2 separate regions of the Mus musculus genome follow, and region 1 is linked to region 2. A link is a loop called in an ENCODE intact Hi-C map of the cell type or tissue named here. Cell type or tissue: left cerebral cortex. All regions are shown on one strand. Each heading gives the region's core, and the rest is flanking DNA. Links, peaks and the distances in the headings are about the cores only. Region 1 has its middle 3.5 kb from the start of Sec61a1. Region 2 overlaps Kbtbd12 (kelch repeat and BTB (POZ) domain containing 12).

Region 1 (5,376 bases), core at 315-5,314, 53 kb before region 2:
CATGTCATTGATAGGACATTTATATTTAATTTGGCATTAAGTTGCATGTGCGTACACAAATATAGATGGGTTTAGGGGAAAGCACTAAGTCAATATACTTAGCACAATGTGAGGTTTTTGTTTTCGATTCTTTAAGCTAGGTCTCTAGGTAGCCCTCGATACCACTATGTAGACTAGGCTGGCTTCAGATTCACAGAGATCCCACCTGACTGCTCTGAGTGCTGGGACTAGCCGTGCATGTGCCACCACAGCAGGCCACAATGTGAGGTTTTTGAAACAGAGGTGCAGTGTTTTTGCATGTACACATTTTAAAGATTTAATTATTAAATATTAGAGACAGATGCCTAAAGAGACAATAAAATCTAAATGAAGTTTTGATTAAGTATTTCTTTGAGATTTATTTTTATTGTTTCTGTGCTCACGTAAGTATGATAACAGGTGCCCTTTGAAGGTAGAAGAGGGAGCCACCTGTCATGGGTATTGAGAACTGAACTCAGGTCCTCTGGAAGAAAAGCAAGCGATCTTAACCGCTGAGCCATCTCTCTGAACCCCTGACAATGGTATTTTAAAATGCAATAAACATGAATTGTCTTAGTCTTCAGGACAATGAAGAAGTTAAAATAGTAATGGATTCCAGACCTCCACTTGGTTTGATACTCACAAAATCTGTATTTTACAAAACGAAGTTCTGGAATAAAAATTGGAGCATCTTATGTTGGCATAGGCTATAAAAAGTTGAGTACAAAAGTTTTGTTGAAAAGTGAAAGTAGGTGGCCAGAGAGGTGGCTCAGCAGTTAGGACGACCCAGGTTCAAGTCCCAGCACACACACTCAGCACAGCTCACAGCCGTCTGTAATTTCTTCTTTTCTTTTTTAAAGGTTTATTTACTTAATATATATAATGAGTATGGGCATCAGATCTCATTATGGATGGTTGTGAGCCACCATGTGGTTGTTGGACCTTTGGAAGAGCAGTCAGCGCTCTTACCTGCTGAGCCATCTCTCCAGGCCCCACACCTCCATCCCCCCAATCCCCATCGGTAACTTCAGTTCCAGGTGATCTGACACCTCACACAGTTATACACAGAGGCAGAACACCAATGCACATAAGATTTAAAAAGAAGAAAAGTGAGAGTAGAGCTGAGACTAACTCGCGTGTCGGCAAACTCCTTGTCTGATGTGTGAGGTCCCAGGCTCAGTGCTCCCAAACATAACACCTACCACAAAGATTACATTGCTACACGTTTGTATGTCTCTTCAACATACTATTAAAGCTTGTGGGTCGAGTGACGTTTTAATCATCAATGAGGAGAAAATCTAAGAACATAAGTTTCATACATCAAATATTTCACGAACAAAGACTCCCTAAGTCTGACCTGGTGACTTAGGCCTGTAGTCCCAGGGTGAGGGAAGAGGGTCAGTAGTTGAAGGACAGCCTGGGCTATAAGACACTGTCTCCAAACAAAACCTGTAAACAAGAAAGAGTTCCCAATATGTTACTATGGGAAGGAAAAGACAGGCCAGGGCCAGTGAGCTGTCCCCAGGCAGACCTGAAGTGTCCCCATACAGCCTGATGTCTGAATTCAATCCTGGAACCCACACAAGGGGAGGAGGAGAAAGAAAACCAGCTCCAAAGAGCTGTCCTCGGACCCCCACGTGTGCACACCCGAAGCCCTGATCCCCTCAGACCCCCACGTGTGCACACCCGAAGCCCTGATCCCCTCAGAGCCCCACGTGTGCACACCCGAAGCCCTGATCCCCTCAGAGCCCCACGTGTGCACACCCGAAGCCCTGATCCCCTCAGACCCCCACGTGTGCACACCCGAAGCCCTGATCCCCACATCACAGAGTTGTCCTCGGACCCCGACGTGTGCACACCCAAAGCCCTGATCCCCACATCCAGCTCCACAGAGTTTTCCTTGGACCTCCACGTGTGCACACCTGAAGCCCTGACTCCACATCACAGGGCTGTCTTCAGACCTCCACGAGTGCACACCCAAAGCCCTGATCCCCACATCACAGAGTTGTCCTCGGACCTCCACATGTGCACACCCAAAGCCCTGATCCCCACATCCAGCTCCACAGAGTTTTCCTTGGACCTCCACGTGTGCACACCTGAAGCCCTGACTCCACATCACAGGGCTGTCTTCAGACCTCCACGAGTGCACACCCAAAGCCCTGACCCCCCACATCACAGAGTTGTCCTCGGACCCCCACATGTGCACACCCAAAGCCCTGATCCCCTCGGACCTCATCCTGCCGCTGGGTCTCCTCTCCACTTTGCTTCATCACCTCCCAGCCTTGTCTTGGAACACGCGTGTCCCGCTCAGCTCCTGAAGCTTGGCACAGATGTTACCACCTACACCTAGCCTCCCTCACACCACTAAGTTGGGACCAGTTTCCTTATGCCATCTGCTTCTTTGGCTGATGTAACCTGAGCCAACTCATGGAGCACGATTACTTTGTTAAAATTACCTACTGGTGGGCTGGAGAGATGGTTCTGTGGTTCAGAGCACTTACTGCTTTTATAGAGGACCTTGGTTAGGTTCCCAGCACCAACATAAGACAGTTCACAACTGCCTCTAATTCCAGCTCTAGGAGATATGACATCCTTTTAGCCTGTGTGGGCACATGCACAGGCAAATAATTAAAAACAAAAGCTCAAAGCCAGATGTGGTGGTGCATGCTTTTAGTCCCAGCACCCAGGAGGCAGGGACAGGAGGATCTCAGTTTAAGGCCAGTCTGGTCTATGTAGTGAAGTCCAGGTCAGCCAGTGCTAACCAGTGAGAGCCTGTCTCAAACAGCAACAAACCTCACATGAACATCTCCATCCACTCTCAAGACAGCAGTGGGAACTCCAGGCTTTCCTTTTCCATCAGCAGCTTCATGGCTTCCTGATCCAATAAATTAAAACTAAAGTCCTTGCATCTCTGCCTACCGAGCCTGTGCCTGGGCAAATTTCCTCTACAGATAAATCTACAACCTGCTCTCCTCCCTGGCTCTTTGAGCTGATAGTGGGCAGTTAGATCTGCTGAAGTCCACTCAGCCTCCAATGGCTCATGACACTGCACAGTGTCACCCTGCGCTTGCCTGTCATGCTGTTCTGTCAGAGCTACTGTAGCTGTTCTCAATAGGAGTCTTGCTCACCAGGTTGACAGTACTGGGAAGCAGTGACACCTTTAAGAGGTGGAGCCTAGTAGGTCTTTGGGGGGGGGGGGGGAGGAAGCCCTTGAAGGAAGTTGTGGGATCCTTGTGCCTTCTTTGTTTCTCGTCTCCTGGGTATGAGATAAGTGGATTTTGTTCTGCCGACTAGCCTAAAGAACCTGTAGCATGGACCATAAGCCAAACTAAACAACTTCTTTCCTTCTTCCTCTTCCTCTTCCTCTTCCTCCTCTTCCTCTTCTTCTTCGTCCTCCTCCTTCTCTTCCTCCTCTTCGTTTTCTTCTTCTTCTTTGTCTTCATCTTTTTTTTGAGACAGTGTTTCTCTGTGTATTCCTGGCTTCCTGGAACTCACTCTGTAGACCAGGCTGGCCTCGAACTCAGAAATCCACCTGCCTCTGCCTCCCAAATGCTGGAACTAAAAGCATGTGCCACCACTGCCTAGCCTAAACCCGTTCTTTTTATAAGCTCTTGACCTTGGGTATTTTTTTACAGTGGCAAGGCTACTAGTGACTCTGGATCTTTCCTCTTTGAGTATTAACTCATGTTTTCACCTGTTGGGCTTTGTAAGTACTGTTGACTAGGTTACCTCTCTGTTCTTGGCAGTCTCTACCATCCCTCCCAATGTAGTGAAAAGTCTAAGGGGTCTTGTCCCTGTGTCTTCTAGATTTTCTCTTGCTTCTCCAGCTCCTGTCTGGACTGGCTCTTTAGGTCTGCAGGCCACCTCTTAGCCTGGGTTTTCATCATTAAGGATGCCTCTTCACTTTCACGGGACATTGCACGCTCCATTTCTTGGGAGCCCCATTGCTTTTGTGAGTCACTTTCCCCAGCAGTGTCTAAGGGTGGTGTTTGGGAGAGAAACTTTCTCAGTGGGGTGTGGGTCCAGTGGCTGTGGAGGATGTGAGTTGGAGTGACTATCCCATAGCATTTGAGACTGTCATCCACTATAGAGTTTTTCTGCAGCTGAGGGATCTGGATCCATTCTGACCATTGGCTCTTTGTGCAATCTTCAGTGGAGCCTGGGTAGGTGGCGTGCAGGTTGACAGTCATCTGGGAGCTGAGTTGGAAAAAGACCCGAGTTCCCTTTCTACCCTTAGACTCTTCATAGTGTCGCCCAAGGGTCCTGAATGCCCCATCAGACTGCCCTGGTTTTTTTTTTTTTTTTTTTTTTTCCTCCAGATACAAGGCTACCTGCAGACGGTATGTGGAATACCCTGTTGCATTTGCCCTTTGGAAAAGCAGAGAATAATAATGTCTTAGAATAAGTGTAACATTTGAGATAGCCTCATACCAAACACATTATCTGTTCCTTGTTTAAATTTCAAATTCAGTTTGGTATCCTAGCTGTGTTTTAATTTATTTTAAATCTGCTGTCCCCACCCAGATGGCTCCCTCCTTTTCCTTGCTAGGGAGGGTCAGTCACTCAATTGTGAGAGGTGTGGGAGGCATCTTTGTTTAACTGCTATAGTGAGTTTGACTTCCAGCCCAGATTTGGCGCAGCATGGAGGTACTGCCATCCTCCAAGGTCTTACAGACCCAGTGTTCTGCTTCTGGCCTTCCCCACCCTGCTTCAGAGGTCCTGGTAGTACACCCCACTTTGCAAGCAATTGACAAATAGGAAGACGGACAGCCGGGTGTGGTGGCACACGCCTGTAATCCCAGCACTTGGGAGGCAGAGGCAGGCGGATTTCTGAGTTCGAGGCCAGCCTGGTCTACAAGGTGAGTTTCAGGACAGCCAGGACTACACAGAGAACCCCTGCCTTGAAAAACAACAACAACAACAAAAAAAAAACAAAACAAAAAACAAAAAAAAACAAAAAAAGAAGAAGAAGACGAAGAAGAAGAAAAAAAGAAAAAAGGAAGACAGGTTTACTTCATGTCCAGCAGTGCCTTAGGATTTTACTGCTATGAACAGACACCATTACCAAGGCAACTCTTATAAGGACAACATTTAATTGGGGCTGGCTTACAGATTCAGAGATTCAGTCCATTATCATCAAGGGAGGAACATGGCAGCATCCAGGCAGGCATGGTTCAGCTGGAGCTGAGAGTTCTACATCTTCATCTGAATACTAGCAGAATGCTCACTTCTAGGCAGCTAGGACTAGGGTATTAGAGCCCATACCCACAATGACACACTTACTCTAACAAGGCCACACCTACTGCAACAGTGTTTCTAACAGTGCCACTCCGTGGGCCGAGAATATACAAAGCATAG
Region 2 (5,376 bases), core at 127-5,126:
TTCGACTGAGAAGGCCGCTCGAGCTGTAAGAGAGGAATCTAGACGGGGCAAAAGAAGAAATGTAGCCAAGACAGTTACTCTGATCAAGGCTCAAATTTTATTGTTGCGACACCAGTTATGAAGGAAGGGGGAGGGGACCCGATTCCCGCCGAATAATCTCTGGTCCAGTAGAAAGGTGCACGTGTGTGGCTCCTCAGGTTCCAGCAGTGGGCGTGGCAGAACGAATGAGCAGGAAGCTCCACCCCGAGCAAGCAGGTTTCAGGCTGGGGGAGGGGAGACTACATCTCTCCATCTCCCTACCCACCAAAGTTTTATGTTCTCTCTTTATCTTTCTTTAGAAAAAAAAAACCCACAAAAATACAAAAATGAAAATCAACAAACAAAAAACCAGTAAGACAAAAAAAATGCCAAAACAAAACAAAAGCCCACAAAACACCCATGGAGTTATTCATGTGTTGGCCAGCTCCATTTAAACTTTAAATCATCTTACTAAACTGACTACTTATTTGGCTTCTTATTTAATATTTTTGGATATTTTATTAATTTTATTTTATGTACAGTGTTTTCACTATGTACACTTATGTACCATGTATACGGTAATCCGAGGCTGAAAAGAGCACTGGATTTTATAGTTCTGGAGCTATAGACACAATGATGCTGGGAACCATGTCTGGGTCCTCAGGGAGAGCACTTTGCACTTTTTCAATGTACAAGTTCTGTGCTTTTTGCTAAGTTTTTTGCTAAGTATTTTATTTATTTTAATGGCACTATAAGTGGAATGTTTTCTTAATTTAAATTTGGATTGTTCGCTACAAGGGCATAGAAATGTGATTTTCTGTACATTACTTTTCCAACCTTGCTGATCTTGTTTCTTAGTACCAATAAGTTAAAAAAAAAACTTTTCAGAATTTTCTAAGTAAAGGATCATATCCTAGGTAATTAATTATTCCTGTATAATCTGGCTGCGTGTGTTTTCCTTCTCTTTTCTAATTACCTGCAGCAGAATCTCCATCACAGTGCTGCACAGAAATGGCAAGAATGCACACTCTTGTCTTGTTCCTGAGTCTAAGGGCCAAGGTTTTCAGTTTTTCACCAGTGAGTATGATGTTAGCTGCAGATTTTCCATAGATGTGTGTTAGTGGTTCAGTTACTTTGCTGAGTGTCTTAGTTAGGGTTTCCTTTGTTGTGAAGAGACCCCAGGAACAAGGCAACTTTTATAAAGGACAACATTTACTATGGGCAAATTTACAGGGTCAGAGGTTCAGGCCATTATCATCAAGGCAGGAAGCATGGCAGCTGGAATCCAGGCAGTCATGGTGCAGGAGAAGGAGCTGAGAGTTCTATGTCTTGTTCCAAAGGCTACCAGGAGAAGACTGTCTCCCAGGTAGTGAGGAGGAGGGTCTCCAAGGCCACCCCATAGTGACACACTACTCCAACCAGGCCACTCCCTGGCCACGCATATCAAGCCGCCACGCTGAGTCTGCTGTGAGTGGGGACTGGCTTTTCTCCTTTATTTTTCATCTGTTTAGATAATTATCCTGTTTTTGTCCTTTATTTTATTTAAGAGGTGTGTTATATAAATGAGTTTTTAGACAATTAGTCACTGTTGCCTGTCTGGGAGAATCTAGCTTGGTCATAACATGTAACTCTTTTTTTTTTTTCCCCACCCTACTCTTTTTGAATGCTTCTGGTTTCAGTTTGCTACATTTGGAATTTTTTGCCTTTTTTGGGGTGTCTACGTGTGCTGTCTGTACGGGTAAATGCATATATATGAGTGTATGTATGGAAGCCTGAGCTGACATCAGTCTTCCTCAAGCCCTCAATGGCTCTGCACCTTACTTATTTTTTTAAGTTTTACTTTTCTCTTAAATATAAAAATATTTATTTTTATGGGTGTTTTGCCTGCCTACATTTCTGTGTATTTTGTGTGTGTGTGTGTGTGTGTGTGTGTGTGTGTGTGTGTGTGTGTGTGTAGTGTCCAAGGAAGCCATAAAAGGGTGTCAGATCCCCTGACACTGGAGTTGCAGGTGGTTGTGAACTGCCTTGTGGGTGCTGGGAAGAAATCTCAGTCCTCTGGAGAAGCAGCCAGTGCTCTTTCCTCAGCTCCATTTATTTATTTATTTATTTATTTATTTATTATTTATTTATATATTTATTTTATGCATATGAGTACACTGCCACTGTCTTCAGACACACCAGAAGAGGACATTGGATTCCATTACAGATGGTTGTAAGCCACCGTGTGGTTGCTGGAAACTGAACTCAGGACCTCTGGGAGAGCAGTCAGTGCTATCAACCTCTGAGCCATCTTAATGATGTGTCTGTGTGTATGTCTGTGTATGGGTATATGCATGTGAATGCAGGTGCCTGTGGAAGCCAGAAGAGGGTGTCAGCGCTTCTGGAGTTGGGGTTACAGGCAACTGTGAGCAGCTTGATGTGTGTGCTGGGAACCACGCTTTTTTTTTTTTTTTACAAGAGCAGTGCATGTCTTTAACCCTGGTGCCAGCTCTTTAGCTACAACTCTGAACATACCGATTCAGCCAGACTGGCTGGGCAGTGAGTCCCGGATCCTTCCTTACGCTGGGTGTGCAGAAGTGTATCGGCCTCTTACACAGGTTCATACAGCAAGCACTTTACTGATTGCACCATCTCCCTAGCCTCTGAGCTTTGATTTTTTTTTTTTAAATGGGATAACACTGACTTCACAGAATAAGTTGAGAATTGTCTCCTCATTTATGTTTTGTAAGAATGTGTGAAAGACTGGTGTTATAAGCTCTGGCCTTGAAACATGCTGGCTTCCTCAACCTATGTTAGGTGGGGAAGAGAGCCTGCTGGAGAGATTCAGGAGTCTGTTAAGGACTGTGAAACTCTGGGTTGTTGTAATCTGTTTACTGCAGATTCATGGATGCTGATGGAGACAGGGGACCCCTGAGCTGCAGATGAAGGACAGTATCCTTTGCTGCTGCTGTTGCTGCTGTGGCGTCAGCATCTTGAATTTCACCTATCTGAGCTCCTAATCTCCCAGGACCTGAAGTGTGCCAACTAACACCTGTGAGTACTAGAGAGAAATCCTGGGCTTAGGAATCAGAAGACTTCCATGAAAGGGTCAGTGTGTCTGCCCTTTGTTACGGAGTCGGATAAGGTCACCTGCTATACAAAAATGCTTATAAAATCCACCCAGAACAATGGCAGCCAGTGTTTCGGTGCAGAAGAAATGAGGACCCCACGAGACTCACAGAGACTGGCCTCAGGCGGACTCCTTAGAGTGCTCCCTGCCATTCTCTTCATTCACACTTGATTTGCATATTGTGAACTTTGTTCCAGCTTTCCTAACTTCATATTCACACGATACGAAGAGTCAGATGACTTCACCCCTGTAATTCCTTGAAGAAGCTGTCCCTACCCACTGCTCTCCTTCCTACTCGGCTGCTTCTCCAGGCACCGATTCCAGCCCTATAAATAACATTTTTCTAACACTTCATTCTTGATTTCTCAGATGAAGGCGGCTGTGCTTTAGATACTGCTCGAGTTTGTTCTCCGAAGATTCATGTGCAAGAGACTTGGTCTCCAGAGCGGCGATGCTGGAGGTGGAGAGCTTTTTAAGAAGCGGGGCTTTGTAGGAGGAGAACACACCCTGGGATTGCTCTCCTCAGAAGGGATGATGCAGCTCTCATGGGCCTCTGACTAGTGCCCCGGAGTACTTGACTGCAGTTCACCCCCACAACTGCAGCTCCTAGGAAGCAGAGGCAGGGTCCCCGAAAATTCAAGGCCAGCCTACCTCATGCAGTGACTTCCAGGCCAATTCACGATACACAGTGAGACCTTGTTTCACAAAACAGACATAAGAGTGAGAATAACTCCTGAATTACTTTGGGCTTTTGTGTTGCCATGTGACTCTTCCCTCTGCATACACTGCCACCAGGACACCATCCACCATGCAGTGACCCAGTCAAGGAGGTCTCTGTCACCAATGTTTGGGGTCACTTGAGCATGGACTTCTAGCCTCCAAAACTGTGAGCTAAAAAAGCCTTTCTTATAGGCATCTAGCTTTGGGTAATGTGTGTTAGTCACAGAAACAAAGACAAGGCATTCGTGGGACTTAGCTTTGTTTCTCATCCTTAGCATACCTACCTATTTTCTATTTTCTCATTTTTACAGGATAATCAAGGCACAGTATTGGTTATATATAAATATAGCTCAATATCTAGTTCTTATGTCTGAGCCTGTAAGAGCCAAGTTAAACTATAAGCCTCACTTGCCCAAGGGCAGATAAATTCCTGGACTGTTGGGTGCTGTGGTTCTTGGGAAATATCAAGTCACATGGTTTTGCTCCCCTAAAGTTTGTTTGTGCTTGATTGGATGTGGGTGGGTGGGAGGGATGTAGGCAGGAAATATGTCAAGACGTACGCTTCTTCCTGATTGGACCTGATGGGAAATTTGGTGGCTATGAGGTTTTGCCGTTTTAAGCCTCTGTAAAATGTGACTCATGACCACATCCTGGGAACCTAGAGATGGATCTGGTCAGAGACAATCATCTTGGCCGTTATTTAATTAAAGCTTCCTTCAAATTTGGCTCAAAATTCTGGAACTGGTCTTTCTCTTGTGACCTTCAGGACTAACATTTGGAGGCCTCCGTGAGATTAAAAAAAAAAAAAAAGTATTCCACCTAAATTCTGCTGAAGCTTGGATCTTCAAGAGGCTGGTAAGCCACCCCAGCGGTGCGCCACCTTGGGATAGCTACAGCGGTGCGCCACCTTGGGATAGCTACAGCGGTGCGCCACCTTGGGATAGCTACAGCGGTGCGCCACCTTGGGATAGCTACAGCGGTGCGCCACCTTGGGATAGCTACAGCGGTGCGCCACCTTGGGATAGCTACAGCGGTGCGCCACCTTGGGATAGCTACAGCGGTGCGCCACCTTGGGATAGCTACAGCGGTGCGCCACCTTGGGATAGCTACAGCGGTGCGCCACCTTGGGATAGCTACAGCGGTGCGCCACCTTGGGATAGCTACAGCGGTGCGCCACCTTGGGATAGCTACAGCGGTGCGCCACCTTGGGATAGCTACAGCGGTGCGCCACCTTGGGATAGCTAACCCAGCTGAGGCTCCAGAGAAGTGCTTTCCACTCTGCAAACTCCTGAGGTGAACAGCTCTTCTTGGAAGGAAATAGTAAGAATGTTTTATGGAGGCCTCCTTTTGCTAAGTCACAGAAACCATTTTAACTTTGTGACATTTTTCTGCCTCCTTTCTGGATTCTGGTTCTGGGGCGTCAGGAGCTGGGAATGGGGAGGATCTGATGCGGTCTACTCCCCCCTGCTCAGGGCAAAAGGAGACACCCCACAACTGACTTTTTGGGAATTCGGCCAGTTTTGTTTTGT

Evidence for each region. A loop is a pair of places that touch in the nucleus more often than their neighbours do. Peaks named below come from ENCODE experiments on the same cell type or tissue, not always from the same donor. Only the 100,000 strongest peaks of a DNase experiment are listed, where the experiment ranks them.
Region 1: a loop joins it to region 2, with 2.0 times the contacts of the local background. A loop is called at or near these places in 2 of 42 quality-filtered maps.

Annotation. Positions count from the first base shown.
Region 1 is chr6:88,519,628-88,525,003 of GRCm38, forward strand. No RefSeq gene overlaps it. Among named protein-coding and RNA genes, the nearest start is that of Sec61a1, 3.5 kb to the left of the region's middle. In left cerebral cortex, for the core only: no CTCF peak of the experiment used is centred there; DNase peaks (open chromatin) are centred at 2,412 and 4,598; H3K27ac peaks cover 2,185 bases.
Region 2 is chr6:88,573,168-88,578,543 of GRCm38, forward strand. All of the region lies in intron 5 of Kbtbd12 (kelch repeat and BTB (POZ) domain containing 12), which reads right to left. Among named protein-coding and RNA genes, the nearest start is that of Kbtbd12, 52 kb to the right of the region's middle. In left cerebral cortex, for the core only: no CTCF peak of the experiment used is centred there; DNase peaks (open chromatin) are centred at 2,813 and 3,525; H3K27ac peaks cover 1,630 bases.